2 separate regions of the Mus musculus genome follow, and region 2 is linked to region 1. Evidence: chromatin loops called from intact Hi-C (ENCODE). Cell type or tissue: heart. All regions are shown on one strand. Each heading gives the region's core, and the rest is flanking DNA. Links, peaks and the distances in the headings are about the cores only.

What was found. Hi-C counts contacts between places; a loop is a spot of excess contacts. Peaks named below come from ENCODE experiments on the same cell type or tissue, not always from the same donor. Only the 100,000 strongest peaks of a DNase experiment are listed, where the experiment ranks them.
Region 2: it touches region 1 in a loop (7-fold over the local background); 9 of 42 quality-filtered maps call a loop at or near these places.

What each region holds. Positions count from the first base shown.
Region 1 is chr2:72,509,724-72,525,780 of GRCm38, forward strand. No RefSeq gene overlaps it. Among named protein-coding and RNA genes, the nearest start is that of Cdca7, 42 kb to the left of the region's middle. In heart, for the core only: a CTCF peak has its summit at 6,858 (motif pointing right); a DNase peak (open chromatin) is centred at 6,858; H3K27me3 peaks cover 3,681 bases.
Region 2 is chr2:72,612,410-72,628,466 of GRCm38, forward strand. It overlaps Gm30069 (a long non-coding RNA gene), which reads right to left and starts at 2,805. Exons shown (of 4, transcript XR_374634.2): 1 at 2,572-2,805. In heart, for the core only: a CTCF peak has its summit at 8,048 (motif pointing left); a DNase peak (open chromatin) is centred at 7,222; H3K4me3 peaks cover 1,443 bases; H3K27ac peaks cover 769 bases.

The DNA.
Region 1 (16,057 bases), core at 3,038-11,037:
ACAGATAGGGACACACACACACACACAGAGAGAGAGAGAGAGAGAGAGAGAGAGAGAGAGAGAAAGAGAGAGAGAGAGAGACAGAGACAGAGACAGAGATAGAGACAGACTACACTAGTAGGCATCCTCCTTCCTTTTGTGTCCCACCTAGGTACCTAACTACCTGATGTTACCACCCATCACATCCTAATCTTAATCTTCCCCTTAGCTAACCCTATCTGGAAACAACTTCACAGGTCATCCATCCACAGGTCCATTTTATTAATCTTCCAGGCATCTCTCCAACAAAATCAAGCTCACAAATAAGATTAACCACCATCCATGCATTTTCCAACACACATAGAAGAGCTAGTCTCTGCCCTCCCCCACCCCACAGGGTTTCTCTGTGTAGCCCTGGCTGTCCTGAAACTCGCTCTACACACCAGACTGGCCTCGAACTCACAGAGATCTGCCTGTGTCTGCCTCCTGAATACTAGGATTAAAGGCATGCACTACATCACCCAATACAGAGGTTGGTCTTAAATAAAGCCCTTATTCAGGTCTTCTGGATTGGCCAAGTTCAACATGTATTTGTTGAGAGCAAATGCTTGGTTCTACTTTGGGAATTTCCAGAAGGGTCAATTCAACCTAAGACTCCATCAAGATCTGTTGAGTTCCAGGACCACCTTGGCTCAAGCCCTAAGAGCGCTCCCACCTACAAGCATTAAGAAAGATTCTTATGTGTGTCAGGGAAAGCCAGCTTCTAGCGGAAGTGGACAAGAATTAATCAAGTTTTTTGAAAATACTGAGCAGGTAGGGAATCTACCTCATGTCTTGTCTCATGTCTTGTCTGCCCTTAAGTGTTGGTAGAAAATGTGGTCAACAAAGCCCTTGAGTTGTGTTCCTTCCTTTTCTGTAGATACCAGGTTCTTCTGTGACCTCCTTTGGATGGGCAACTTGAGCATTGTTTTGAAATGCATTACTTTCTACTGAGAGGTAAAACAGTTTGAATCTTCATGTGCTTAGTCTCTAACTCCCTGGTGCTTTGCATTTTATTTGAAAGCAGCTCACTTAAGGGTGGCTGGATGGGAAGATGCAGTGACCTTCCCTGTCATTTATACCGGTGATGAATCACCACGCTGAGCAATAAGACAAGCCTCACTGGCCAAAGGGAACGATATAATCAAGTGATTCCAGCCACTAAGGCAGATAAGTGCCTTCAAAGACTGCATGAAGTCCTACCTGATCCATGGGAGGAGGCCACGTTCATTTAGGTGCACACTACAAGAGAAATAGACTTTCTCTTTGGGGCCAATCTTTATCTTTTGATGGCATCTTAGACAGCCTTGAGTTCCTAGGGAACCAAGATCAGAGACAAAAGTCTTCTCTTGATCTTCTTCCTTTTCATGTGCATGAGCAACCATGTTCTTTAAATAAGGCAAGTCAGAGAGCTGGGGTGGTGTCAGTGGTAGAGTACTTGTCCAGCGTGCACAGAACCTCAGTTCCATCCCTAGCACCGGAAAAAAAAAGAAGACAAAGAAGGGGGAAACAGGAAGAAGGAAGAGGAGGAAGAGGAGGAGGAAGAGAAGGAAAAGGAAGAGGAAAAGAAAGAGGAGGAGGAGATTCCATTGCAGATCTTGGAGCCCTCATTTTTAGGAACATAGAAGCAAACTCAAATATGTTTGTGTGTTTGTTTGGTTGTTTGTTGATATTTTTGAGACAGGGTCTCACTAGTAGCCTTTGCTGGTCTAGAACTCACTGTAGACCAGGCCGGCCTCAAACTCATAGCAACCCTTCTGCTTCTGCCTCCAGATTTCTGGGACTAAAAGTGTGCAGCACCATGCTTGACCAAACTCAACTTTAAAGGAGGCTTAGGTGTAAAAAGCCTTAGAAACAAATAATTGAGAGGAACAGCAAAATGAGCTAAAGTCAGAGAAAGGAGGAGGGAGGTCAGCGAAGTAGAGGAATGAGGGCCAGAGAATGGCAGGAAGAGCAACTGTAGGTATGCCCTGGGGAGTGGAGAGGGAAGAGAGAGAAGAAAGATGGAAGCCAGTGAGAAGTCAGAGGGCTTGAGTCCTGAACACAAACAAGAGCCAAAAGACTAAGATGCTGAGAACCTGATCCTGCCTCATCACTCTAAGTCATGAAACATCTGCTGGGTGATCTGAAGGTGATGCCAACCAGGTGGCTCATGAAGCCATGATGTCATTTAATCCCCCAAACCCAAGCTTCATTTTCTAAGCCAAGCTTAAGACAGAGACCCAGTTGATTCATTCCAGAGGCCATGATTTCTGGCTTCTTTATTCTTCAGTTAAGGACACTACACTCTTTTTTTTTTTGAGACAGGGTTTCTCTGTGTAGCCCTTGATGTTGTGGATCTCACTCTGTAGACCAGGCGGGCCTTGAACTCAGAAATCTGCCTGCCTCTGCCTCCCAAGTGCTGGAATTAAAGGCGTGTGCCACCACTGCCCGGCAACACTACACTCTCAAGTATGAAACACTGGTGGACCCACCTAGCAACCAACCTACTCGTAAGCCAAACAGAAACACACCAGAGAACATAGGATAGCCCTTCATTTTACCCAACTCCACAACCCCAGCTTTGTGTCTAATCTTTAAAAACAAAGTATACCTTTGAATTAGTTGCTTCTTGGAGTCATCTGACTATGATGGGCAACTAATATTAGAAAATCCACGCTGTAATGGTAGGGGCATTATACGTGATTAATCAGATGTTCCTCAACAGTCACTACAGAAACCTAATCATGGGGATAAAATGGCTACAGCAACCTGTTTACTTAAAATAGATTATTGAAGAGACAGTGTAATTTGAGCAGCACCATCCTTTCTCCATGTTCTTGAAAGCATAACAAAAACCACAGGGAACCATTTACTATTATAGGATTAATAGCGGATACACACCAGACGTTTTGTCAGTTTCTAAGGCGAATCAGGCAACAGGAGCATCGTGTGTAAGCAACAGCCAAGGACTTTTTGGTGTTTTATATAGTAAAGTAAAATGCAGGCGTCTGTTTCCTCTAGTTATGTCTGAATCTAAGTGATACGCCCAAAGAAGTCTTCGAATTAAGAAAACAATTCAATATTAGTATGTGAATCAGCGAATTCTGAGCATGAGACATATCATCTTAGGTCTTGGAAAGGGAAAAAAAATCTTATAGGGAGCAGAATGAAATGAAAATATTGAGGTTTTAAAATTTTTAACTAGATGATGGCATCCTGTGATCTGAGAGTCCAGCTTAACCAGTCATCTCTCTGGTCACCTTGCCTGGAAACAAGGGGTGAAGAGCTTACGATTGCAGAGTGCTTTAAGTAACTTGACTTATCTTATTGAGTAACTAGTTTTGTTTAAACACCATACAACCATTTCCTGCTTTGCCTTGGTTAAATTAAAAGGATGAGAAGGATTAATAAAACAAAAAATAAGGATGTTAAATGAATTGGTGACTGTTCAGGAGCACATACATGCTTGCCACTTTTAGGAACAGTTTTCTTCCTCTGTATATAACGACCTTCTCCCTTTGAGTACCTCAGGGTGTCTTGTCTACTCACCACTGCTGATGTCCTGGTCTTTGGTGACGAGTACTCAGGCTGCTCAAAATTGCAGACTGTAAATTACATACTTAATTTATGGTCTTCAGGATGGGAGGCACATGGAGGCCGACGTTTGGGGACCATCTTTCAACCGTGCATCTAGGTCAGCCCTGGAAACCAGAGTGCACGGCTTGCCAGCGCTCCTGACAAAACCCAAGTTATTTACTTCTTCTTCTTCTTCTTCTTCTTTTTTTTTTTTTTTTTTTTTTTTAACCATCACTCACTGCTGGTACTCACTCAAATATGCAAAGAAATGATTCCATTTTGTGTTTAAATGACTCAATATTTGCAATGTATTCACGTAGAACCACAGAACTGCCTGTAGAGGCATAAGCACAGGTCCTCTGCTGACAAACAGTTGAAAGCGCTGGTACTGTCTCAGAAGAGTCTTCTGGCTAAGTCATGAATTAAACATATCCTTTTAGGAGCACATGTTCTCTCTCTAATCTTTGAGGTGTACTCTCCTGGGGAAATATTATTATTCTATTTGTTCCATTATTAAACAATTTAATAATTTGGGAAAATACTTTTTCTTATTCAAATGAAAACGAGTATTGTAGTTTGCAAAGTGAAAGGCAGGGTTTAATTTTTAGACAAAAAAAGGAATTAAAAGACAGAGGCAGAAAGTCATGTATTGTCTATGGAATAATCAAAGTGTTAAAATAAAATAAAATAAAATAAAATAATGGTATGTAATGAGTTCTCTTTCAAATGGTTTCTTTAAACTGAATTGTCTTCTTTACGTGATAGAATGAAGAATCATTTAATTTGGTATCAAATATTCATGAGCTGTGAGTGTGCTGTGTCACCAGAACGGGTGTGAGATCACAAACCAAAAAGCTAAGTATGGGAGCTCCGGGGAGCGGTGGACAGTGGGCAGCAGCTTTTCAAAGCTTGTTGCGCCTTTGAATCTGTGATACTTCCTTCTCCGGCGTCTCAAAATGCTGCTTTGAGTGTGTGTTGGGAAAGGGGTCAAGGATAAAGGATAAGAAAGGAACCTGGATGCAGATTCTCAAAGCTTCTGCTCTTTTGCACTTCAGGAGACTCAAAGCAACCCGGAAGTTGGAGCACAACTCTATGACAGATGTCCCCAGACACTTCGAAATGGCGCAGGTTACGACTTCTTTATCAGACGACCGTGTATATATCTTACACACACACACACACACACACACACACACACACACACACACACACAATTTTCTTCTTTCAAGTTATGATGGCTATATTTTATAATAAATTTGATTTATATGAGACTATATTTTATAATTCAGTTGATTGTGGCCATTGGAGGAGAGCAACATAAGTTGCCATATACATTGCCTATATGATTGCTTGCTGTGTACACGGCAGAGCTTTAAATTCTGGAAAGAGTAGAAACTGCAACCAGAAGCCAGCTCAATGGCTTGCTCCATAGTGCAGGCTCTGAGAACCTCCTTGAATCCCTTGGAGTGAACACATTAATTCTGTGGAGCTCTTCCTTCCTTTAGTCTCAGACAAATGCTCTCTTGCCACCTAGGGCTGCCCCTGTTTCTTTCTCCTCATGGCCTCACACTAGTGGCTATCGAAGCTGTGTCTTTCTGGGTGCCTTTTTCCTACAGAAAGCAGACCTGACCACTTTTCCAACTGTGATGCTCTGCTTCATTGGCAAGTTCATGAAGGTTGAACAGCACCTATTTCCTGAAGCGTCCCTTGTTCCAATACCACCCCTGTAAGCAGTCATTAGGCCTCACTCAAGACATCTCTAGGGAGGGAACTGACACCAGCTGAAGAGGGTTTGGCTAGTAACTCTCCTACAGCCCATCAGTGAGCCTCAGAGGGGCTCCTATTGCATCTAATCACACCTAATCTTTCTGCAAAGATGTTTAAAAAAAAACTGTGTAAATCAAGTTTTTGTAAATCTAATCATATGTTTTATGCATCAGGTGAACTTGGTATGTAAAGGTATCCCATAGTGCAGCCTGCTGAAAAATGAAGATCGGCTCCTTTTAGTATTCATTTCTGTAAATGTGAATAATTATTCATGGGGTTGAAAGAGGTTCGCCTTCATTTAGGGTTTTGAATTTGCTGTCTTTACATTTCTTCTTCTGAAAAGGTCTCCTGTATCCTAGGTAGCTTCTATGAGCAGCTGGATAAGAATGACCTTGAACTTTTCTTCCTCCTCCTCCTCCTCCTCCTCCTCCTCCTCTTCCTCCTCCTCCTCCTCCTCCTCCTCCTTCCACCTCCCAAGTGTTGCAATCACAGGCCTGTGCCACCAGGACACCTGGTTTATGAGGCGCCAAAGATCAAACCTAGGGGTGTGTTTACCAACTGAGCTATCGCTCCCAACCCTCCTAGCCCTCCTAGTCCTCAGTGTCTTATTTGCAGTGAGCCCCAAGTGGGTATGTGCTCCACTACTGGAGAGCACAGCTAATGGGCCCTGACTTCCCAGGTCTTAAGGAGCCCCAGCCCTTACAGCGTGTCCTAATGGGTCAACACCTAACAGAGAGCCAGCGGAAACCTTGCTGCCCTCTGCACGAGAAAGCCGGATTTCCATTTCAATGTGGCTCAGCCTTCCTCTTTGACAAATGAAAAGATAGAGACTTCTCAATTACAAATAGTGGCGTCCTTGGGGGTGGGTGTGTGTGGGTGGGTGTGTGTGGGGCAGAATTCTCTAGATGTTGGGCCTTGCAATTTCTCAGCCATCAGGAATTCTGAGACTCAAGTCTCAGAAGCTAGAGGAAGCTAGATGCCGGCAAGATTTTTATGGCACGATGCTTATTTTCCTACTCCACAGAGGCAGGGTTTTATGGCAAGAAGGGGCTTAGTGACCAGAGCAGAGTAAAACTAGGCTACTTTCCAGGTTTATGCCTCTGACCTTACTCCCGAAGAGGGAGCATCCGGGAGGGGTTTCTCTTCTCCCACCCTCTGGGTGTACAATACACCCCCAGATGTGCAATACAAAGGATCCGATATTCAAACATTTGAAAAATGTAATTCTTGTTGTGGAGAACGTGTCCTAACAAAAAGATCGGCTTTTGGGGGAAAGTCGGGAAATCCCCCAGTCTTAAATTCCCAGCATTTGACTTGGGCACAGAGAACTCGATCATCCTTTAGGAAGTAGAGCACAGGCGAAGAGAGGGGAGACTCACAGATGGCTGGATAGAGATGCCAGTCTAGTCTGTGGGAGAAGCCTTGACTGAATGTGAAGCAGCTGGCTGAAGGCAGGCTCAATCAGGATTTCTGGGGAATAAAAATACACTCGGTCTTGGCTCTGGATTCCAGCAGGGGGAGCCCTAACTCTGGGAACCCGACATTGCTCTCTGACCGCTCGCTATCCCTGCTTAGCCCTTTCTGAGTTCAGCATCCGTGGTCACCGAGCTTGGCAACAAGGTCTACAGATGATGTCGCTGAACCAGAATCTGAGGTCTCGGTCCGCGCATCCTTGGATGAGCAAAGTGGTTAATACCTTTATAGAAACACAGCGGAACAGGCAATTCAGAAACAGGTGATCAGCAGCAAAGAAGGAAAAAACATGAGGAAATGAAGGATACACTTCCCTCAGTTGTTACCCTCTCCCCTACACACCTCTGCTCTCCACAGGGAATGCGCTCTGATGCTTCCTCTGTTCGGGTGTGCTGAGCTGGGGGTGTGGGAGCTAGGTGGATGGACCAGGCTTCCAGTTAGTGCTGGGTTCCTGCTGCTCTCTGGGTTGTAGAACGAGAAACAACAACAACGAAACCCTCATATTGTAACTATAAGGAGTTAAGGGATTTCACTTGTCATGTCTTCTGAGTTCCACTCTTGGGGATAAGCAGGGAGATGTAGGAAGCCTAGCAAAACGTGGGAACGGCCTGTTGAAAAAACCAGCCCAGCCCACCGAGTACCTAAGAAGTAGCACGCTAGGGGCAGAGTTCAAAGCTGTGCTGTGTGTAGTATTGCTGTCTGCGGGAGTCCTCAGCACCTTCTATAATCATGGGTAAGGGTAAGGGGAGGCTTAACACACCCCACAGATGCCCTTGTCCCCAGTTTTGTGGAAAGAACACTAGCTGCAGCTAGAAGCTCTGTCGTTTAAGTAGACTAATGAAAACCCCAACTCCATTTTGTCTAATCTGAAATTTCTGAAATGTATGTGATCCTGACCAGACCCCCTTTTCCATAAAGTGCCTATATTCAAGATATGGGTGTTCTGTGCAGCCCACTTTGAGAAATTCTAAGAGAGCAACCTCCCTGGGCTTCTGGTTTCTCCTCTGTACCGTGTCATCGTTCATTCCGAGTACCCTGGTAATTCCTGATGAAGGAACTGGTAGTGCTCAAAACACACTCAGAACTCCTAGAACATTATCTTATGAATATACAGAGACTGGTCTTGTGATATACAGTGAATATCACGCTCACGCTCAAAGTAGATGGTGGGCTTGGGTACACACAGAGACACAGTCAGGGGACAAGATGCTTTCTCTGTGTTCAGCATATAAACCACACAAGTCCGGAGGCAAGTTTTTGAACCTTGCTTTACTTTCTGTGTGGAATGGTGCTGTGGTGCACGGTTCTTGGCCTTTCACATACAAGGCCACACGAGTTTTTGTTTTCACTTAAGCAAAGAGTGAGCATTATTGCTAGGAGACTTATTCAGGACCTCGGCAGATTGCAGGCACCTACTGTGTCCTCTAAAGAACAGCAAGGCCATACTGCATGAGTAAGGACTGCCAGCAAGGACATGGCACAAATCATCTAGCGGCACCTAACACTCTAGGTTGTGACGGACAGAAGCAGGCGTGGTCAGGTGTTCTGTAGCAGCCAGACAAACTGGATGGAAACAGTGATGGGAGATGAAACCTGTGGATCCCTTTCCCCGGGGGATATTGATTAAGCTGTGGCAGAAGGAAGACAGGGGATGGGGATCCGTTGTATGATGCAGGCCATCCACAGTGCTCACGTCCACTGGATGTCCCTGTTCAATGATATTTATCCAGCAAGTACTGGACTACACACCTGTGTGCCAGACGCTTACTCCAACCCAGTGGAAAGCCATTGTCCCAAACTCTTGCTCGAGTTCTGCGCTACTAAAGGGTTTTCCCTTCTGTTTCTAACTGTGGCCGATGACCTGTCAAATTCCACATTGTTATAGCTGGGGCTACACACGTTAGCACTCCTTATACATTGCCCTGTTGCTGTGGTTCCTATGAGTGCATAGCTAGGATGCAGGCTTTAGGAGAGCAAAGGCTGCACCCTTGTAATCTTGCCTCTAGAAATAAAGTCACCCAATAAGAGCAAATGACTGAAGCGTCTGGGGACTCCTTCAGGCTCAGATCTCTGCACTTTGAAATAATGCTGTTTTTGAGTGTGTAGTCTGTGCTATGCTGAATGCATCTTTCAGCTCTCTCAGAAGCCCACAGTCTTGTTCTCAGATGTTTCCTAACTGCTTCAGAATTAGAGGCTCTGATTTTGGGTTTACATCTATTTTGTTATTGATAATGTTGCATCTGAAGATTAGTTGAACTTGGCAGAATTAAGTGCCCCTTTTGGGGTGGTCTGAATTCATCTCAGCTTCCACTGATGTGGTCTTTCCCCCCTGGCTTTCTGTCTCACCACTTTGGATAATTATGAGGGCTTTGGCCCATTGCTGCAGCCACAGAAGGCACCAGCAGTCCAGGTGGCCCAGGGAAGATCTGTGGGTTGTGGTGTCTGGGACCTTAAGAGGAGCCCATGGGAAAAATGAGTGGCGGTTGTGGACTTCATCTCTGCCACTCTCCCGGCTCTCCTGCGGGCGTCCCCTCACCTCTGCATGCTTCACCTCCTCTTCTCATGGAATCTCACCTTGGGGATCTCAGCCACAAGCGGCGTATATCCAGGAAAAGAGAAGCAAAGTAATATCTGTGCCTGCTTCACAGCACTGAATCCCGCTGCTCCCTCCCGACTCCCTCAGACCGTACCCTCTGTGCACAACTTTCATCTCCAAGTCATTCATAAGATGTCAAAGGATGTACACTAAACCACCCAGGAAGTAGAGACATTTGAGAGGCAAGGATCCAGGACTTGTATCAATTGTGGAAGATGTGGCAGGGCTGGAACTCACTGGGTTCCTCTGATTTTCCCCTCTGCTTTGACTTGAAGTATGGTTCTTAAGCATAAGGATTTGTAGGTCATGACCGTGCAGCAGAACAGTAGTCTAAAGATCTGGCGTTAGAGGTAGGTCTCCCTCTTGCTGGCAAGCTGGCTCCCAGCTTAGCTTATTCTCCCGTGTCCTGCTCATTGTTTCTGCTTCTGTGCAACTTAACTTGTCCTCTGATTTCATGTGAGGCTGCTCCATGCTTGTAGCACTTCCACAGTTCAGATGGAAGAGAAGCTGCTTGGCTGGCCCTCCTTGCTGGCCAGACCACAACTCTGGTTGCTCACCAGCATCTGGATAGGCAATCCTTTGGTTGAGAGCACACTGATCTATTCTGCTAGTGATGGCTAAGGGTAGGACCTAGGACTGCCTTTCTCAAGACATTTTCACTGACTAATGTCCTATGCTAAATAAAACCATCTGGTGGTATGATATAATCTCATTCATATGAAATGCCCAGAACAGGCAAGTCTATACACAGAGAAAATCTGAGTGGTTGCCCAGGGTTAAGGGTGGCTATGGGGGTTGGGGGCGAAAATGAAGGAGTGTAGAATCTCTTTTGGGAGTGACAGAAATGTCTTAAAGCCAACTATAGCAATAGTTATAGAACTCTGTGGACATATTACAAGCCGTTGAGTTGTACAGTTAGAGGCAGTGAATTGTATCTCAATAAAGCTCTTTTAAGAAAATTTTATAGGAGCAAATGCCTTTGCTTCTGAGCCAGTTTCTAAACAAATCTCCCTGAATCCATCCTCATACCCTCTGGCTTTCTATTTAATGGTCACCCCCCTCTATGATGCTAACCATCAGTGAACCAGTTTGCATCAGCTGTCTCTTCTCTGTTCTCATACATCTGTCACCTGAGCCTAGTCTACTACTCTGCGCTATAGTTGGTGTTATTGGCAAGTCTCTGCTCCTTGGACTCTAAACCATGTAGAGGCCTGGCTTGGAATATCTGCCTGCCATTAAAAGGACCTAAGAATATTACTGGTGTGGCTGGAGTGAATGACTGGCTGGTGATGGACTGGATAGAAGGAAAAGGCCAGTTATTGTCTGTGTTTGTGCCTACTCCCTGCTCTTAGAAACCTTATCAACTGGATAAAAGTATGTGTTCGGGGCATGATGAATGAGGACTGGATGGCAGCTATAGCTCCACCCTTATCCTTAGAGAATCCCAAGCCATACTCTGCCAATAGACTTTAGCACATGGATGTTGGAACAGTTATGTGACAGGCAGCTAGTAAACTCCCAAGGCCAGAGCCCTCAGTCATCATGATTCACATTGTTTCTGATGTGCTCCTTAGGGGGAAAAAAACAGACCCCCTTGCTCATCAACCTTCATAGACTTTTTTCCAGCTATTTCTGTTCCCTGTCAAGCCCTTTGGCTACAAGACACAGGTTGGGCAGAAGGGTAGAAGGAGGAGACACAGAACAGCCTTCTCATCTCTGAACAATGGTTTATCTGGACTACAAAACATCTGACTGGTAAAAAGCAAAGCCCTGAGAGGAGGAAGCAGTTTGATATAGCACACCGTGTACCTGTTGAGCACTGTCCCCTGTGTAATGACAGCAATCTTCCCAATTCCCATCTATTCATCTGATTATGCAGAGTAACAGTTCTTTTAGTCACACATCTATTTACCCAGGGAGTTTTTAATGGATAGTAAGTTAGTAAATCAGATAGCCTGTGTTAGGGATATACTTCAGTAAACTGTCTACCTTATAAGATAGTTATCTCTCATATTTCCATCAACACACACAGCTCCACGTGGAGCTGGGAGCTGTTCTTCATGAAGAAAAAGGCAAAATTTAATGATTATTTAATACTGTTCGATCTAGGCACATATTATGGAGAGAAGCAAGATTTTAGTCCTGTAATGTACCACAGATATAATGAGAATTGTGCAGTTCTTTGAGGTAGAATCCAGTGTCCTTTGGGTGCGGTTGCTGCAGCTATTTGTGTTGAAGGTCACTTTCTACTCATGGTGCTTCGGATCAAACTTGGGGTCTTCTGTATTCTCAGCAAGCAATTTACTGCTGAGCTAAATTCCTAGCCCATGCCTCTTCGGCTTGGACCCCAGGACGGACACACACACACACACACACACACACACACACAATACACACACACATACACACACATACACAAAAATACATACACATACACATACATCCATATACATCCCCACACATACACACACACACATACACACATGTTTATTACTTTGGCATAAATATGTACATACACACATATAAATATATAAACACACACGCGCGTGTGTGTAAATAAATAAATGTATGTATATATATAGTTATGACAAAGTAATAAGCACTAAGGAATGTATTCAGCTTAGATATGATAAAATATAAATAATTCTTTCCCTCTTTCTACAATACAGCTAGAAGTTAACAAAATTTCTGATCCTTCTTGGACTACTAAGTCGGTCAGGAAGTCTTTTGGTTCAAGACCTGTGGGGAAGATGGGAGAAGAGCCCTGCTGTGGGGAAGGTTCAATATTGCGTAACTTCTCACGCTGCTGGCTTAAGCTATGGGGAGTTCACCTGCTGCTATGCATGGCTACCGTGCGTACCAGCAGTCTGTACTTCGTCCAGCAGTGCTGGCCATCAACACGTCCTTGGTGCCTCCTGAGAAAACTTCTAGGGCTTATCATTAAGGTGAGATCTGCTGTGGTCTCAAGATCACTTTGTGGAGCTTATTTTAAGGAAAACATCTACGCCAGGTTCCTATTACATGCCTTGTCTGTGAGGTACTATGAGAGGAAAATGTTCAACTCTGTATTTGTTTGAGAAAAGGACTTGTGTATCTCAGACTGGCCAGGAATTTGCCAGGTGTCTGAGGGTGACCTTGAACCTCTAATTTTCCTGCCTCCACCTCCCAAGTGCTGTGGTTACAGGTTCGAGTCACCCCCCTCCTGCGCCACCCCCTCCCCCCGAGGGGGATGTAGTGCTGGGGTGAAATCCAGGGCTTTATGTAGGCTAGTCTAATGTCCGCAGCTCACTCATCTCTTTGGTGAATTATGCTGTGGGCTGCTTCAAGGGTAGAATTAGATCAGACAACTGGCAGGACTTTCCACTCTTCTTGTGGTGAGAGACAGACTGAAGTGGTATTGATGGGGACTCACTGCTATCTGAGTCTGTGTTCACACTTGGTTTGTGCTTGAGCAAAGCTACCAGACATCCACTAAGCCAGACTCCACAGTTTTTGCAAAGTCAATTCTTTGGGATTGAATGAAAAGACATTGGTGATTTGGTAACTTTCCTAAAACGGTTTAGTAAAATTAGATTTGTTTCAGAGTACAAAAAAATTAAGGAATAAAGCGAAGGAAACCAGACTTAATATCTATGATTATGAATGTTTTCCATGTATTTTTTTCCTCCTAATGGTTACAATTATCCTCCCTCACCCCCCACCTCCCCGAGACAGGGTTTCTCTATGTAGCCCTGGCTGTTCTGCAACTCACTCTGTAGACAAGGCTGGTCTTGAGCTCAGAGATTTGCCTTCCTCTGCCTCCTAAGTGCTGTAATTAAAGGCATGTGCCACCAACGCCTGGATCTACTGTTATCTTTTAAAGGAAGAATTGACATCTTTTTTTTCCCCAGACAAGACAGCAAGACTCAGGCTTGTGCAATTGAAACCCAACAGAGCTGTGATCTGAACCCAATGTTAGGGGACTCTAAAGATGGCGCTGTTTGTACCAGAGCACCTCCACTTGCACAGGGTCATGCCCACAGGAAAAGCACATCGCTGCCCTTGTTCCAGATCAGGGATCCTGCCGCTGCTGGTTTGGACTGCATCAAGGTGCTGCCGTTAGAAGTCTACGCAGTGATACCAACAAAGAAACTGTTGAACACACCCTGGGGACAACACCCATCTGCTTTTTCCAATCTCTTACTCACAATGATTTCATAGAGATTTTTAGACTCCACGATGGGGGAAAAACCAATATGCAGTCAGTGGAAACGGTTCCCCCTCAGGCTAGTAATAAACGGTAAATAGTACAATAATCTCTCATGATGCTGGGCAGTAACAGTAAGCCAGTGTTTTCAGTTAGCCAGGCAGTCAGGGGGAGTGGGGTGGAGTGGGGTGGAAGGAGAGAGAGTGTGTGTGTGTGTGTGTGTGTGTGTGTGTGTGTGTGTGTGTGGTGTGGAAACAATGTTGTTCTGTAGAGGACTTTGCTGCCAAGCTGAGATGGCCAGCAGATCAGGTGCACTGTTGTATTTGTCTTTTTATATTTGTATTTTTGTATACTTTGTATATTTGTATATTTTGTATTTTGTATATATTGTATTCTTATATTTTCAGTTTTCTGGAGGTTTACCAGGATTGGCTTCAGTTCATGTTGAGGACCATGAGTCTAAGTCTCAACTGAGCTTGCGTTGTGTCACAGGGCCTACAATAAAAAGTGGATGTCCCCAAGTACTGCTTCTCTTCCTTCCCCTCCTAAGTTTTTCAAGCTGACCTTGAACTTGCTACCTTCCTGCCTTAGTCTCCCAAGAAGGACTATAGGCATGTAGCCCATGCCTGGATCCAATTATCAATCCATTCCTCTCTGCGGTGTACTTCTGGTGCTTTGGCTGCAGCGCCTGTCCTGGCCTCCTTTTGTCCTCTCACCTTATCTTCAGATGTTTCATTCTATTACTATTGTTCATCTTTAGATTTTTTTTTTTTTAAAGCTCACTGAGTTATATCCGGGAGTGGCTATCTATGCCGAGCACATTAAAGGGATTCGGGAGAGGAAACGCTCAGCTGGCACTGTGTCTCCACGGGGTCACACCCTGGGTTAAGTGTGTAAAACGCGGCCGCTTCCCATGGTTAATTTCCTTTGCTTGCTTTCATGATCGTAAAACTCTTTTATTCCACGAGGTTGTTGTTTGGTTTCATAGCCAGGATCTAGGTCTTTGCCGGGCAACTTGTTCTGATGCCTCAGAGGCCTAAGGCAGGAAGAGACATTGTGAAACCCTAGCCTGAGATATTAATGGGGACTTCAATCAGCGCTAACTTCTTCAAGAGACTTTGGATCTTTGGATACCATGTGTGTTCTCTTTCAGCAAAGTTTTTTTTTTTTTGTCGTTTTTACATATTAATGCAATCACTTTGCTCTACAGTATTGGGGGACATTTCCTTCCTTTTCTTCTCTCTCCTCTTCTTCCTTCCCTCCTTCCCTTCCTTTCCCTCCCTCCTCCCTTCTCCCTTTCCTTCTTGCCACCTTCTCTCCCCCCATCAGCTAGCATGCTTCCTCTCTAGATTCAATTCCTCTGTAGGCTTTGCCCACTGAGGGGTGTTTATCAGGTACAAGATCCTAAATCTAAGGTAGCAGCAACTGCTCCCTCCTGCATCTCTAGTCTAAGAGTCAAGTGGTCCAAGCTCTATGGTTGGGTACACTGATACTCAGTGCAGGTCGGACATTCAAGTAATGTTACAGCAATGGCTCTCTCTGGTCATGAGAGGCCCGTGTAGAAAAGACCAAGCTAGACCTAAAGCAAAACAAAACAAAACAACCCCAAACCCTGATGCTTCTGTGTCCTGTTTGTTGTTCTTGTCCAGGACAATGGCTCTGGGTCATTTTCAGGACTCTGTCTTTTTATACAAATCATTCAGTGCCTTGCTTTAGTAAAAGCCTTTTATTCTAAACATATGGGGTAGAGATTGAAAACACCAGCATTCTTCTGGTTAAAAAAAAATTCAAAATGAACAAATATGTTTCTAGCACTTTCTCAAACTTGAATTTCTTTGAACTACCATGTCCTTCTTTCTTTGTATACACACACACACACACACACAAAGAGAGAGAGAGAGAGAGAGAGAGAGAGAGAGAGAGAGAGACAGACAGACAGACAGACACACACACACACACACACAGAGTTTTACCTTTTAAACTATTTTCTAATTTTACATGGAAGAAGATAAGCTAAAATAAAGAAGTGTCATTCTAGCAAATTGCTTTCATCATTGTGAAGGTTGTTAAAGGCTAAAGGTTAAAGGCTAAGAAGAGGTGGCTCAGGGGTAAGGGGCTTGCTGTTCCTATTTGGGATTTCTAGCACCCGAGTAAAATGATGACATGGTGGCATTTGCCTGGACCCCAGATGCTGAGGGTCACAGACAGGAGGATCCTCAAGGCTTGCAAATGCCAAAGATGGGAGGAGAAGGACCACCAACCCAAACCATCACAGCCAAATTAATCAAACCAAGCAATTGATTAAAGCAAGCATTTTTTTTTTTAATGTGTATACAGGAGCTGCCCCTTCCTAAGGCAGGGTTTAAGAGGTGAAAACAAGGTTTTTATAGCTTAGGGGTAGGAGGTTTCCAAATGTGGGGATATGATGGGCCAAATGGGTGGGGTCACAGGAGCAGAAC
Region 2 (16,057 bases), core at 4,465-12,464, 100 kb after region 1:
AGAGCCTGTAACGGGGACTGCCAGGAAGATGCTGTGGACTTTCTTCCTGCTCTGTATGATTTCTTCTTCATATAAAGCATTAGTGAGCTTTTTATATGGGCAATAACTGCTCCCCACCATAAACATCTAGTGTGCTGTTAGCAAGGTGGGCTGCCGAATGATATGCGAAGCAGTATCAACACTTATGGATGAATAGTCTACCCATTACAGACTGTGGTGACAGGCTTCCCTCGGAGTGACAAAGCTTTAACTACAATAAACGGTAGAAACACACGAAGCCTCTAGTGAGTCTCTTCCTGGACGTCCAACTGTTCCTCCTTGACCGTCTGGACAGTTGGGGCTGGGGACTTACTCACTTCTCAGTTTTGCCTTGCTCAGCCTTCTTAGGGCACTTAGCTGTTCTCCAGCCCAGGTGTTCCCAAACAGGTCTTTCTTTTTTTTTTTTTTTTTTTTAAATCAGATTTCCCCCTGGCTGGTCTCCAATGCAGCCCTTGCTGAGTGCTTTGGAAACTTTGGAGATCTGAATCTCAGGTCTGTAGAAGAGACAGGATGTTAGAGGGAGGTGGTTGAAGGTAGCAGAGATCAAAATGTGTCTCGAGAAAAGTATGTACCTTCTGAGGTTCACTCACGTTATTAATAACATTATGTCACCAGGAGAGGATTAAATTTTCAATTTTTTTTTCCTTTAGCTGCTCTATATGATCTATTGCCTCTGACAAGTGTTGGAAGAATCGTACAGTGTAAAGATGTTTCTCCACCCTTCCTCATCTGTCTAAGGCATTTTCTGATTGGCTTGAATAAAAAGTTGGCAACCTGGGCAGGAAGTGGAAAGCCGGACTTCCTCGTAGAGAGACAGGGAGTGTGGGGAAAAAGATGAGAAGCTGGAATTCGGTTAAGTGGATTTGGTTATGCTGACCTAATCTCTTAAAATATACAAGAGCCCGTGCCCTTATTTATAAAGCTTTCGGGTCTGTAGAAGTTAGCAACAGGTGAGTGCTGTGAAATGGAATCTCAATGAGCAGGCTTTGGAAGACCCGCTGGGGATGGAACCCCGTTTTGGAAGAAGCAAGAAACAACGGCCCACGCCAAAGCTGACTGCAGAAGATGGGGTGTAACTACTCCCCAGAGGCATCTCTTCTCCCTCGGGGCTAAACACTTGAGCCCCAAATTTATGAGACTACATCAGAGCCACTTCCCCCAGAAGGTTTAAGAAGTTCAGGTTGGGCAGTGGTGGATGTGTGCGGTTTCTTATTTGGACATTACAATGCTTAGCTACTTCTTGAAATCTCCTTCTTTCTTGGATCCAGAAGAAAAGACAGAAGACAAAAAACAAAACAAAACTCAGCTGCAGAGTATTCAACCATGTTAAGTTCTATTCACAGCTCTCCTTCAAGATCCAGGCGTTCTTGTCTACTTTGGCTATCAACTTATCAAAGGGAACAAAGACAAGCCATGAAGGGCTCTTCGATGATGCCATAGATGATGCCATAGAACAAAACTGAACCAGATTCCCACTTTTCTTGTGGCCTGATCAAAACATTTTCCTTCTTATTTGAAACAAGAGAAGATCATCCATCTTTCTTTAAAAAAAAAAAAGGCTTTTTTTTTTTTTTTTCCTACTCTCAGGCTGAAGGCTGGTATGGAATATCAGACAGAGACAGCAAGCCAGCCCAGATAAGAGTTTTCCAGGCTATCCATCACTTGAATAAAGGCCCAGCACCATTATTGATCCTAATCTTGAAGACAGGTTGAAAGGGAGAAGAGAGGTCACAGCACAGACAAATATGAAAGAGGTGAGATGCTGATGAAGTGGCAGACACAGGGAAACCGAGCCACTGTCACAGGGAAGCTGGAAAAGGCTCTTAAGGCTAAAGACCAGTAGGGTATGACCTGAAGAGCCCCACGGGTGCCTTCTATCACCAGAATCAAGGAACTCAAATGGAAATCAGCGGGCTTGGATTTCCAAGCTGAGAAGACAGGATTGATCTCTAGCCAGGGTGAGTGAGTCACAGAAGCAATCACACGCTAAGCCCATGAAAGTGATGTCACATTCAGGACCAGCACAGCCAGCTGGCAAGCCTCCCACGACGCCAGTCCTTGTTCATCAGGCCTCCGCTCTTTCTCTGTTCTCTCCAACCTTTGCAGGCTTCATCTCCTTTCTCTCTTCCTGCTCACCGAATTTGAAAGTTTCTCTCTGCCCTACTGCCCTTCTCGCTTTGCAAGGCTCCCTTCCTCAGACTGTTCAGAGATCAGCACACAGATTTACCTATGGAGCAACAAGAAAAGTTGAGCGCTTGATAGAACTTTTTCTATTAACTGTAACTAATTGTAATTAGTTTCACCGTGCTCCTCTAGTGGCAGGAACAATTTCTGTCATTTCCTATCAGTCTGGGTTTGTTTTCTCTCCTTCCTTGTCAAATGCTCTACAAAGCTAAGAGCGAGTCTGCCTTACATTCTCCCACTTAGGCCAGGCTTGGGGCTGAATAAACGGCCCCACCCACTCCCAGCAGAGCCCTCCTGCGTACCTTCATTCCCAACACTTCATTCCCCGGACTTCACATCACAACACACCTGTGCTAGTCATTTTCAGTCTCCACGCTGCTTGAGGGTTGGAGAGTGTGATCTCACTCTGCAAGCTCTACTCTTGACTAACGCCTTGATCTTCTGAGGTTCCTTTCAGCACATGGGATATGAAAACAAACCTCAGAAGCGTCTCTGAGGATGGTAGCTTCCTTCTTCAAAGCCCTGAGCCAAGGGTAAAGCTCAGATGGAGCTAGTGTCAAAGGAAAAGGAAAATATGGGAGGGGTTGGGTGGAGCTGGGAGGGGCTGGGGGGAGAGTATTGGCTAGTTAATACCCTGAAATTGTATCTTGTCACAGCTCAAAGGTGAATAGTGTTGGAGCCAACTCTAATTACCTGTTTGTAAGTCCTCTCACATCTTTTGTTTTTATTGGGGCAACTTGCCTTATTTTATCTCTGGCTTCCTTTAACTTCCTGGAGACCAGCCACCTGTGGTCCACCCACCTCTCCAGTCTAGCCCTTCTTTTTCTCTTCCTCCATAAGCTCTTACAATGAGTATCTATTGATCATATACTAGCGCCACAGAGGCTGCCTTGTTGATGGCTACAGATACATTTCAGCAAATATGTTTCATATCTCACTCACGACTCCTGAAGAAGGAATGAGCCACAGAAAGTAAAGATGGCTTGCTTCACTTTGAATTGCACATTTTGCATAAAACTAGCCATGTATAAAAATGTATGCTTATAAAACATTTTAAACGATAGCCAAACATACATAATATGAAAGTTGCTAGTTTGTGTATTTTTAAAGCTTTTGGACCCCTAATGACCTTCTGCTGTAACCATGAATCAGTGCCATCACCAGGGAAGATTCCCCTGCAGTAGATGGAAACAAACGCAGAGACCCACACCTGGACAGAGTGCCGAGTGAGAGACCATGGAACACTCATCCTAAATGGGGTGTCTCCATCAAACCCTCCCCTCAGGGCTCAGAGAACTGCTCAGGAGAAGAGGCAGACAGATCTCAAGAGCCAGCAGTGATGATGCCACCAAGGAACCTGTCTTCCAGACACAACAGGATGATGTACACATGATACATACTGTCATCGCACACAGGTCTAAACCAGATGGGCTAGCAGCGTGGAGAGATAGACATGAGCTCCCAACCCTACCAAGAAGCTATCTCTAATTGACAGTCACTCACAAAGGAAAAGTTGGTTTCCTCCAATGGAGTCTCACAGAGTATACAAGTCACATGTAAGGGCAGGCCCCATGTCCAGCACTAGATGGCCAACACAAAACAAGTGTAATGATATATTTTGACTCATATTGTTTTGTTTGGGTATTTTTTTTAAAACTTATTGTTTTACTTACGAATTGATGGTTTCAGATTTTATGTTTTTATGGTTGTGTGTGGGTTTCTTCTTTTTCCTTTTTGTTTGTTTTATTTTGGTTTCTTTTATTTTTTTCTAAAAGGAGAGATGAAGAAGATAAGAAGTTAGAAGGCTGAGGAAACAGGGAGGATCAGGGAGGAGATGAGGAAAATCATGGTCAGAGTAGATTATGCAAAAAAAATTATGTTCAATTTTTCAAAAACAATATTGACATTGCTGATAAGTTCTCACCACTAACAGCACTTGAATGTTCCAGCAGCACAGATAGGACATATTCAGTAATCAGTCACTTCTACCCTCTCCCCAGCCCTTAGTAACCACCACACTATCTGCCCAGAATTTGACTACTGGCATTGCATTGTGCTTTTGACTGTATTTCCAGAATGATGAGTAAATATCTTCTCCTGAGTATATTGACTAAGCACATTTGATGGTTTTAAAGTTGGATTCTTTTGCTGTTGCTCACAAGTAGGGTTTCTTTTTATACCCTACACGTTAGTCTTTAATTAGACATATAAACTACAAATATATTCACTTTTGTTGAAATTTTGTTTGTTTGGATTTTTTGTCCATATGTATTTGTGCTTGTGTACTTTTGTACCACATGAGTGCAGGTGCCTAAGGAGGGCAGAAGACATTGGATCCCCTGGAATTGGAATTACAGGCACTCGTAAGCTACCTGATGTGCGTGGGTGTCAGGGACCAAATTCAGGTCTTCCTCAGGAACAGTAAATACTCTGAGCTGCTGAATCATTGCTTCAAACTCCAATATTTATACACTCCTCAGATATATGTCTTGCAAACATCCCTCCCTATTGAATGGTTGGCTGCCTTTTCCATTCCTTTGATGATGTCCTTACATGCGTGGAAGTTTCTAGTTTTGACGAAGCCCAGTTTCCTTCTTTGTTGTTGTTGCCTGTGTTGCTCCCATCCTTAGGAACAAAAGGCAAATCTAGTGTCATGAACTCTCTCTCCTGTTTTTTCTTAAATTTTACAGCTTTATTTCTCTGTAATCTTGGATGCCTTCTGAGAGTTCTTAAATATGTGGTGTGTCCAACGCTATAGTTTTACGTGTGGATAACCAGTTTTCTAGGTAATGCTTAGTGAGAAGTATTTTCAATATCTTCAATGCCTGCCACATCCTTGTCTACTTCCTTACGTAGTGTATAGAAAATGGGAAAGGTTTTCTTTTGGTAGTTTTGGGTCCCTTCTGGGGTCGTTAGTATCCTTCTTCTACAATGTGTTACATCACTTCTCAGGGGTCATCTCGATTAGCATCCTCAAACTGCTGTATTCTCTTGGTCTCTTTCTAGGCTTTTGTGTCCTGCTTTGTCATCAGATTGTTGACTGTCACACTCTTAGCCTCAGGAGCCTGTCTTCCTCACAAAATGTCCTCATTTGTTTCTATAGACTGGTATGACTGAGCGACAGATTTAACAAGAATTGTTTAAAGTCGCTTTCCTGCTTCAAGGAGACACCTAGAGAACTCATGAATAGAATAGAGGGAAAGATAAAGAACTTCACAAGAGGTATCAACTCTGCTAAGAGATTTCTGTCAGGTCTCTTGAAGTCTTTATTTGTGTCTGATGTCCACAAAATGGGCTTTACTAACCAGCATGCTGGAGTTTACAACCCACCTTTCTAGAGATAAGCAACCCACTTCTGGATTGATAAGCCACTGCTAATTTTCACAGAATAAATATTCTCAGAAAGGCCAGTTTTAAACACACTATGATATCACTGGATGTGGAAGTGGGAAGAGGCCAGAGAGAGATAATGCAGAGCACTTCAAAATCAGGCATAATAGTCATAAACAATTAGAACTTGCTAAGAACAGGGGTCATAGAAAGGAGTTGGAAACTGAAGCATTTTGAGTAATTACTATCTTTATGACTTAAATCCTCCCCCCCCCCCGCCCTTTTTTTTTTTTTTTTTTTTGGTGACTGTGACCAAATGCCTGACAAGAAGCAACTCCTGAGAAGTGTTGATTTTGATTTGTAGTTTAAGGGCAATGTTGGCCATTGTGACGGTGAAGGCACTGCCTCAAAAGCACGTGCATATGTGTGTACACATGTGTTAAGGCCAGAGGTCAGGTGTCTTCCTCAATTGCTCTTCTCTTCAGGTTTTTTTTTTTTTTTTTTTTTTTTTTTGGTTTTTCGAGACAGGATTTCTCTGTATAGCTCTGGCTGTCCTGGAACTCACTTTGTAGACCAGGCTGGCCTCGAACTCAGAAATCTGTCTGCCTCCCGAGGGCTGGGATTAAAGGCATTCACCACCATGCCCAGCTTTCTCTTCAGTTTTTAAGTCAGGGTTTCTCACTGATCTGGTTTGGTTAGGCAGGTTAGCCAGAGAGCTTGAGGGAACCACCTGTCTTTGCCTTGCCAGTGCTGAGATCACAGACCCGTACATCTATGCCTGGCCTTTTACCCGCATTCTGATCTGAACTCGGGTCCTCACGCTTACACAGCAAACACTTGGAAGGCTATGAGACATCTCCGTGGGTTTATACCATTTTTGTTTTTACCAAAGGCATATTTAACAATTGACCTGCTGAAATCCTGAACAGTTAACAGTCAGCTCTTGCAAACTGAGTTAAACCAGCTTTTTTCATCTCTGGCATCAACTCCTTTGTTGGTGCTAACGGTGATAAAGCTATAAAAGTTACTGTCCTGAGGAACTGTAAAAATTAAAGATGTAACTAGAGCTCGTGAGGCTTCAGGTTAATAAACAAATGACAGTGACAATCAGTTTCTATTGGAAAGAGGGATTCTGGAACGCTGTTTTGCATAGTACTGGATAGCTAAAATTTCTGGCTGCTTCTTTTGTTTCGAGCACCATGATGAGTTCCTTATTGTCATTTATTCCTGATAAAAACTCTCTGGTAAGCATAATTGTCAGCAATCTACAGTTAAGGAACTTGGGCTTTAGCCAGGCGCGCATGCTGATGTACATTGAGTTTCTGCCCAGGTCTGCGCGAGACTTAGCATTCCAGAATTCTGTGTTGGAAACCACTGGTTTCCTAGGTGATGAGGAGCCGGGGCTACTGAGAGGAAGATAATGCACCTGGGTAGAGACCTGAGAGGACCACAATACAGGATGAAGCTGGAGACACCGGAGTGATCAGACCGTTCAGACCTTTAAGGCGTGTTAAAGAGTCTCCTTCAGATGCCCTGAAAGCCACTCTGAGGTTTTAAGTGTGAGATGTGAAGTGTGTTCAACTCTGTCTTTTAGAGGTAGTTTCTGTGAAGCTGGCTCAGCACACCCAGAAGAGATAAATGGCCACCGCAGGGATGCTGGCAAGGGATGCTGGGAGCCTTGGAGCGGGTGGGGCTAGCTTCTAGTTTTTTTCTGCTAGTGACTGAGGCAGGAAGCAGTCCAGATGGGAAACTTAGAGTTGAACTTTGTGTCTGTTGATTGTGATGTTTCCCCTAAAGCTGCAAGAAGAGAAACAAGAAATTGGGGACTCACAGTTTTAAATTCTAGAAGAGTTTCATCATGTCTTTGATAGTTTTTTTCTTCTTCTTCATCTTCTCTGTCTTCTATTTCTGAGAAATGTATTAACCACATGTAAGAGCTGAGAGTTTGATCTTCTAATTTTATTTTTAAAATAATTCCTCAGCTAGTCTCCACACTGATATTTTTTAATTCAAGTTACCAGAAGAATCTGATTATATACAGAACGTCATTTACAAATTTTATTAATTACAGGCGCTGCGCTGTTACTTTCTGAAGTTGTCTTGTCCTTTGAGGAGTCTCCCTCACTGCGCCTGGCATTTGTCTCACGAATGCATTGTCTCCCTCAGAAGTGGCCTCATTTTTCTTCTTAAGGGTCCCTCCTGCCTGGCTACTCGCCTTGGTGTCACCTCAGCTTCTTTTCCAGTCTCTAACATGCTGGCGATTTTTCCTCAGCGGTTGCCTGTGCGTTGGTTTCAATTAGTGATGGAAGCACTAACAACTGTGAAGGAAAATCTGGGGCTCGACAACAGGGCTCGCTGTGTGGTGGTGTCGCCAAGAGACGCTCTAACTTTCAGAACCTTTCCTTTTGGGAAATTCTGCAATGTCAGATCCCGAGACCTTTTTTTTTTTTTTACTCTGAGGCTTTTTAGCTTTTGTTTGAAAATCCTCTGCCTCCTGCTGGAGAGACCTGCTGCTGGTATTCCAGTCTCAGGAAGAGGCCAAGGGGAAGTGTCCCCACAGTTCTGTAGCCCTAACACTGTCTCTCTGCTGGAACCCAAGCCTCACTCCTGATCTAAGCTTCCTTTGTTCAGTTTTTCCAGCTTGAACCTTGACTCTCCCATAGGACTGGCGGTGGGGAGTGGGCACAAGGACTGGGGTTGGAGCACTTCCTGGATAAGGATTCTTCAGAGCTCATAGCGGAACCATCCGCCCCCCCCCACACCCCTACCTTCCCACCCACCCCAACCCCACCCCCACCCCCGCTTCTGCTGAGTCTATTACAAGCACTGCAATCCGTAGGAACTTGTCACTTTCTCTTCTGATTTTGGCTTTTCTAACTCAGCATCTTAATGCCTCCTTTGGCTCTACTTTTTAAGCTGTCCATTTTAGTGATGTTTATGGAGGAAGTGAAGACAAAAGGCGTGCTTTAATTTTGTAATCTTTGACATTACTTTTTCCATTTTAGTATTTGGAATCGATATGAACGTTTAAAAGATTACATGTTGACTTCTCTTTATCAGGAAGAGACTATGTCTCATTCGTATAACTTAAAATGACCAGAGCAAAATAAAAAGGGAAACAGGTTCCTCTTCCCTTCTGATCTTTCAATTGTGCCATTATAGAAGACACTGTATTAATTGATCAGACACTGTATACCTGAGATAAAGCATCAGCAGGAAATGGAATATAAGAAACAAATCCACCTTTAATTTTTTTTTGAAGTCTCCTAAGAGGAGCATTTCAGTAGCTGATGGGGCACGTCTCCATGGCCATTTAGACTCTTGAGTTTATCTGAAATAGATGAAGTGTTTTTGATGAGTGACGTGCCCTGATCATGTACATTCCTGCTGATTGACGAACGTGGCAGCGTGCTTTCGGCTGAGCTGGGGATTGGGCATCGTTTTTGTTGGCCTCTGAAGTGAGGTGCTCATGTGAGGACCCCCGAAAATGGTCAAGAGCCAGGGAGCTGAAAAAAGCACTGGGTTCCTATGGCGCTCTGCCGGATAAAAGCAAGAAATTAGCTGTCACCCAGCCAAGGGCACCGAAGACCCCCAGTAAGCACGCCATTGTTCTGATTGAAGTGGAAGAGAAGGCTGCAGAAGAGCCTCTACTCCACATCTGAGTGCCAGGCTAGCAAAGGCAGCGGAGAAAGCTTTCAGAGAGTCAAGAGCAGTTAACAAACTCTGAAAGGGAAGAAGTGGGCGAAGCCACACTGCCTGGAGGCTTTATTGAAAGAAGAGAGCTTCATACACAGGGTGAGGAAATGACTCTCAGGACGTTCAACAAAGATGGCGACACTAGTGACAGGCAAGATCTGGGTAAAAGTAACACTAGTCACGAATTATCACAGAAAGTTACACGTGCCATTTAATGCTTAATGAAATACTTTAGAGTAGTGCTTTTCACAGGGGGCTCTGCGACTGGATAGTTGTTGGTCAAAAGACACAAAATCTCAGGTAAAAGGAATAATAAAAATCCCACGCTTAATGCCAACCTAAAAAAAAAAAGAAAAAGAAAAAAAGAAAAGATGTTCCTGTGTACCAGCCCCACAAGAAAATTCTACTTTTTAAGGGAAATGGCAGGGACAGTTAATAAGGAGGCACTGGACAAGCCTATTCTCTCTGACATGGGGAAGCCAGTTCTGGAAAGAGACACTGACAAGGTTTTATTGACAAAAGCGATGAGAAAGATATTGAGAATAAAAACTAATTTTTCTCCAATGGGCAGATTCTTAAGGAATAAATTCTCATAACAGAATTTGGGGCTAATTACTTTTACTAGTAAAGGAGAGGAGGAGAATCTGTTCATTGATTTTTTTTTTTAAAGATGAGCAATACTTAGTCATTAGAGGCTTCAACTCATTTGTTTAACTCAGAAAAGGCAGGAATAAGAAGTCAACTGTAAAATGAGGAAATGCTATAAACTGAGTATTTTACCATAGGGTTAACGTGGGAGAAAAACAAAAATATCACTGACAGCTTAGGGATTGCAACAAAAGCGTGCTTTCTCTCCACTCTGATACCCATCTCCAGACTATTCAATTGATCTTGATTTGTATCTGGAAAGCAATGCTAATTAAAAGAGCCAGTTGAGCTAGGGACATTTCCCCCAACATTCCCTGAAAGGGCTAATGTGTTGACATCAAGGCCTAGAAGAGTAACTGGCTAGAAGAATTGGCTGTTGGTATTTCTGAGTGTACTTGGGTGGTTCTACTGCTTTTAAGATCTTATGGAGTCATAACCTCATGGTGACATTGAGGTGTCTGGGAATCTGAGATGGCGAGGGAGATGAGGAGGGGAGGAGACACAGAGGGAGGGGGAGAAGACATGCCCTAGCGACCCTGTTTGCTCTATGCATCGCTCCACCACCACCTAGCATCCCACTAAGCTTTGAATTCATTGGTCTAGATTGATGAGGTTAGCCCAAACAATCTAGCTACCACCAAGAAGCGCCCACTCCCAAGCTGTGCTGTGCTGTGCTGTGCTGTGCTGTGCTGTGCTGTGCTGTGCTGTGAAGTCTGGAGGATTTTAGATCCAGGTCATAGATGTGAAGACTGAAGTCCCAGGAGCAAGTGCTGCACTTGGTGAATAATAAATTCTTACCCATGAGCAAGCCTGTTCACCCCATTGAAGATTCATCTTTCCAAACAGCCCTCAACTGCCTTTCTTCTGTGCAGACTTCCTCCTCTCCACCTTCTAACATCAGGCCAGCTGCTCAATGCCATAGTTCTTCAGAGCAGAAAGCCTTCCTCCACCTTGAAGGTTGCCCAACTTTAAAGTGTATGACCTAAGCTTCATGTGCAATGAACATTTTGTTCTTTGATCTGGCACCACATTTTCATGACAGCCTTGAGTGGTGGCCTCCTGCAGGACTGTAGGATCTGGACCTGGGAAGTGATATTAAGGTCCATATTGAAGAGTTGAATCCCAAGCATATGCAATTTAAAACCATGGTTTTTCTTAATAAGATCACTGATTTACCCCCATTCAGGGTTGCATTTAAAGTGTGTTTAAAATGCATGGGAGGAAAAAAATGCATGGGAGGGCTGGAGAGATGGCTCAGTGGTTAAGAGCACTTGACATCTCTTCCAGAGGTCCTGAGTTCAATTCCCAGCAAGCACATGGTGGCTCACAACCATCTGTGATCTGATGCCCTCTTCTGGTGTGCATAAAGACAAAGCATTCATATATATAAATAAGTGAATAAATCTTTAAAATTCATGGGAATAAATTTTGAAAAAAAAATCATCCTTGACCTCTAGTGAAAATTGCCTTTGACAGCATCTTCGGAGGCTAACCACTTCTTCAAGATATGTTTCCTTTCATTTATTCAAACATTTGGAAGACTACTTTTAAAAATAGCTTTATTATTATTATTATTATTATTATTATTTTGAAAACCCAACCAGCTCTTTCCCCTGGATCGTTTGACTTCTTCAGCATCCTTGCTATTTCCATACTTTCCTCTCTAAGCACAGCATGGCTGGTCTGGTTGTCCCTGAGCTGACACTTTGGCCTTTCCACTTAAGCCTGCAACTTTCTGTGTTAGCAGAGATAGAAGAGACCTCAGAAAAGACTCAGAAGGCCTTGGAAGGTGTGTGTGTGTGTGTGTGTGTGTGTGTGTGTGTGTGTGTGTAAAATGGTGTGTGTGGGGGGGGGCTTGATTAAGATTATAAATCTTAATGCATTCCACGAAGTATTATAAACCATTTCAAAATGTTCACATTTAACTTAAGTATTGAACATACTTTGTTTGATACAACTGACTTTCCAAAAAAATGGGAACTATTTAATAATAAAAGCATGTATTTAATCCAGCATAGCTCTAGGTCTCTGTGTATGTCAGTAGATAAGACTTATTGGAGGAAGAAACAAGGCAAAAATGTTTTTCAGACGGAGCAAGGAAAGAATTTGAAACAAATTGTTGTAAAATGGAGTGGTAGCAGTAACTTTGGCTTGGGGTTGGGAGTGAGAGGATAATACGGATGTGAGCTGTTGAAAGACTCTGAAGGGAGCCCCTCGCTCAGGCCTCAGGACAATAGTGGACACCCAAGAACTCACGATAGACCAAGCTTGATGTAAACCACATGAGGCTTTATTGGGGAAAGCCAGAGCTCTGGGGACGACTCATATCCCACGCAGGGGTTTTTATAGGCCCTCAGGGGGAAAAGGAGAAGGGGGGGGGGAGTAGGGGATTTCCAGATCTAAACAATGTCTATTCTCAAGAAATTGGTATGGGAGGGGTACAAGGAAAGAGTCTGGTGCAGGTGTAGCAACTCAGGATTGGCCCGGCTATGGTTGCTGGGGAGATTTTCTGACTCTTTCTCAGCAACCAATATTACAAACACCTGGCAATGGGCTTCATCAGTGGGCACACACATGGGTTCAAGGAACGGTCAAAACATTGGCAGACACACGGGTTCAAGGAGTGGCCAGAGCATTGTGCGCCTCTATTTTTCTAAATCAGTGAAGCTAGTTCTGCTAACAGTGACATCTATCTTGCCAATTTCAAGGCTTCTGTGACCTTTTACATTCTGTCAGGATCTTTCACTGTCAAGCCAGTTAAAGACAGAGAAACTGGATGTTCATGTTGTCAAACGAGAGATGCCAGTCTAAGCTCACAAGTCTGATTCCAGCCACTTCGCCCCGGAATAGGCAACGCCGAGCAGACAGTAGAAAGAGGTTGCGGTGAACAGGCAGAGGATGGTGAAACTACTGTGTGTCATCACGCACAGCTGTCATTATATATTTGTCAGATGGCACAGAGAATATAGCACTAACGAGCCTTAGTGGAAACTCTGGAGTTTTAGGTCATTGCAGTGCATTGATATTGGCTCAATGTGACCAGTAACAAGTATAGTACACTGGTGTAAGATGTTAGCAGTGGGAGGGAGCAGGAGAAGGTACGAGGAGGGCGATATGGCGATCCTTTCTGTGCTTTCCATTCAGTGTCTCTGTAAACCTAAAACTGTGTTAAAAATAGGGTTTTTTTTTTATAAAGTGAATGGTAGGGGGAAGAGCTATCACAGTAAGATCTGTGTGGACAGTTCCTGCAGCCCAAAAGGGGGCTGTGTGGCCTACATTTGAGGAAGGGGTGGGACGGGAAAGAGACGACTCAAGCAAAAGACTGAAAGCATATATAGAAAATTAGGTCAACAGCACTTACTGACAGCCAGGACATGGGGGTTAAAAGGAGACAGGACTTAGGAGACAAGCCACTGGGTGTCTGGTGGTGCTTTTGACTGAGGCAAGGAGAGGGTACCATTCTCGGTAGACATACTCTTTAGACATCAGATGTTGGGTGAATATTCAGATTTGAAATTGTAGAAGCTAGAGAGACAGCTCAGTGGTCAAGAGCACTAACGTGGTTCCCAGTACCTACATAGTGGCTCATGACTCTAACTCTAGTTCCAGGGCATCTGATGCCCTTGTCTGGCCTCTACAGGAGCCAGGCACATATATGGTACACAGACAAAGCACCCATATACAGAAAATAAACATGGACTTGTAGGACGAGGCTGAGAGTGAAGACTATAACGATTAAACCCATCCGATTTGATAAAACAAAGGCCGGCCATACAGACAGATTATGGGTGCCATTCTGAGGTCAGGCGTGCACAGGTGGAGTGGGCAGGAGGTGGCCAGGAGCAATGAGACAGAACAACACTGGAAGACTGTCATAAAGCCAGGGAAGGAGGCCCTCACTGGGTGGCAGCGGTGGATGCCTTTCCCTGAGTTCCCTGTGGCACATCAACTGGCATGTTCTTATTTCATTCTTCTCTCTCTCTCTCTCTCTCTCCCTCCCTCCCTCCCTCCCTCCCTCCCTCTTCTCTCTCCCCCCACCTTTCCTATTACTGCCCCTCTCTTTATCCCTCCTTCCCTCTACTTGACTATCCTTAGTCTTTTTTAAAACGCAGCATCTGCCTTCTTAGGATGACATGTTTTATTTGTTCCTTAATCTACTTTAATCTTTTTTTCTTTTTTAATGTACCCAACACTATTTTTAAAAGATATATTTGACTGTTGCCCTTCTTTGTGGCACACAGCTTCACAAGCATGGGCCTTCCTGAGAGGTAGGACTCTCTCTGGTTACACACACACACACACACACACACACACACACCTCTTCCAATCACATCTGAGTTCGGGCTGCTGAGACGGCTGCTGGTGAGTCCTAATACAGTTTCAAGGGAAGGGCTGGCCACGTCAGAAAGACCATGAGTGTAATTAGGGTTGAAACTTGTATTCCTGTACCCTAACCTCCAGCAGGGAAGATTGGGTTCAGCCATGGAATTGGTGTTTTTACTAATTGTATGTAGCTGATTCAATCTGTGAATCCTGGGGCAATGATAGGAAAGTGGGGAGCATCCTGAAGGACAAGCATCCAGATGTCCCACTGGGCTAGTGACACGCGCTAACTCCACAGGAGCATGGTCTTATGTGCTCGGGACCTTCCAGCCCTGCTTTGTGTACCTCTTCAGCTGTCCACCCATGTCCTCTAGAATATACTTTCTTACTTCCCTGGATCATTTAAGTAAATGATTGTCCCTGAAGTGAGCCGTGGGAGTCCCCCCAACTTGTTACCCCCTCCCCCAAGTATGGCCTTTGCATGGGGAGTCTGCTTAGGGCTGGCGACCTAGTTTCATGTCTGTTGCTGAGATTAAGCACCCTGGCCAAAAGCAACTCGGATAGAAAGGGTTTATGTTCTGTCGCTGTCCATCGCAGCAGGAAGTCGAAGCAAGAACTTGAAGGGCTAGTAGTCTTCGCTAGTCTTCACATCCTCGGTCAAGGACAGACAATGAAGACTCACACGTTTCCTGTGATTCCACACTGTTGTCAAGGTGACAGTCTAAACCAGTCATCGCAGATGGCACGAGCAGGTGACCACCTCAGGGGCCTGTGCCCCTTTACTCATGAAGTCTGCACAAACTCTGAGAGTTCACCTCAGAATTGAATTGGGACAGACTAGTTGGTGTTGAAATTTTAGATGCAACATACTTGGCCACTGTATGGCCAGACAGGCATTCAGCGTAGAAATGTAAGGTATTTTAGACTTAGATTTTAGCCGTAGTTAGCTGTATTCTTCAATTCCAAAGTAAAGCTGGTTTTGCTTTCTAGCTATGTATTAAATCAGCCTCCTGGGCGGTCAATCCTATCTCCCTATCTAAGTTTCACCACTTTAATTTGCATTCATAACAACTTAGTGTTCTCAAGACACTCCTTAATGCTATGCTTGCCCCTTCATGAATTAATCCACCATTTTAACTGATTTATTGAAAGGGGCAGAGCTGACCTGGCCTGAAAATTGCTTGAAAGGTTATCTTACTTCAGCAACTGAATGTTCAGCTTGTTGAACATCCCGCTCACCTATGAAATATTCAAATCATGTTGGCTGGATTACAGACCCAGTGTTTCTGAGATTTAGTTAAAAACCTGCCTGTAGGTCAATATAACTCTTTTAGAATTCCTTTTAAATTTTTATTTTAAGCTCATGTCAATGAATGTTTGCCTGCATGTATGCATGTGTACCTCATTCGGGCCTGGTGTTTGCGGAGGCCAGAAGGGGACATTTGATCTCCTGGAGTATTGTAAGCATCCAAGTGGGTACTGGAACAGAGCCAGGGTCCTCTGAGGGAGCTGCCAGAGCTCTTAATCACCGAGCCATTTCTCCAGTCCTTATATGTTTTGTATCAGAAACCTCAAGTAATTACTTTCCACTAGTTAGAATTCATAAATGACTGAATCACAGACTTTGAGTTATTTCTATGACAAAATAAAATCTTCTGTCTTATTGCTAAAATAGAATTTTGTGGACTGTCATCATTCAGAGATGTTCAAAGTACAAGTGCTTCAGAGATCTTTTATTAGAGCTCTTTTGGATGGAGGCTGTGTTTTGACCACTAATCAAAGGTCATAAAACTGTAGTTCAAGGTTCCAAATCTGGCAGCATCTTACCTGAGATAAA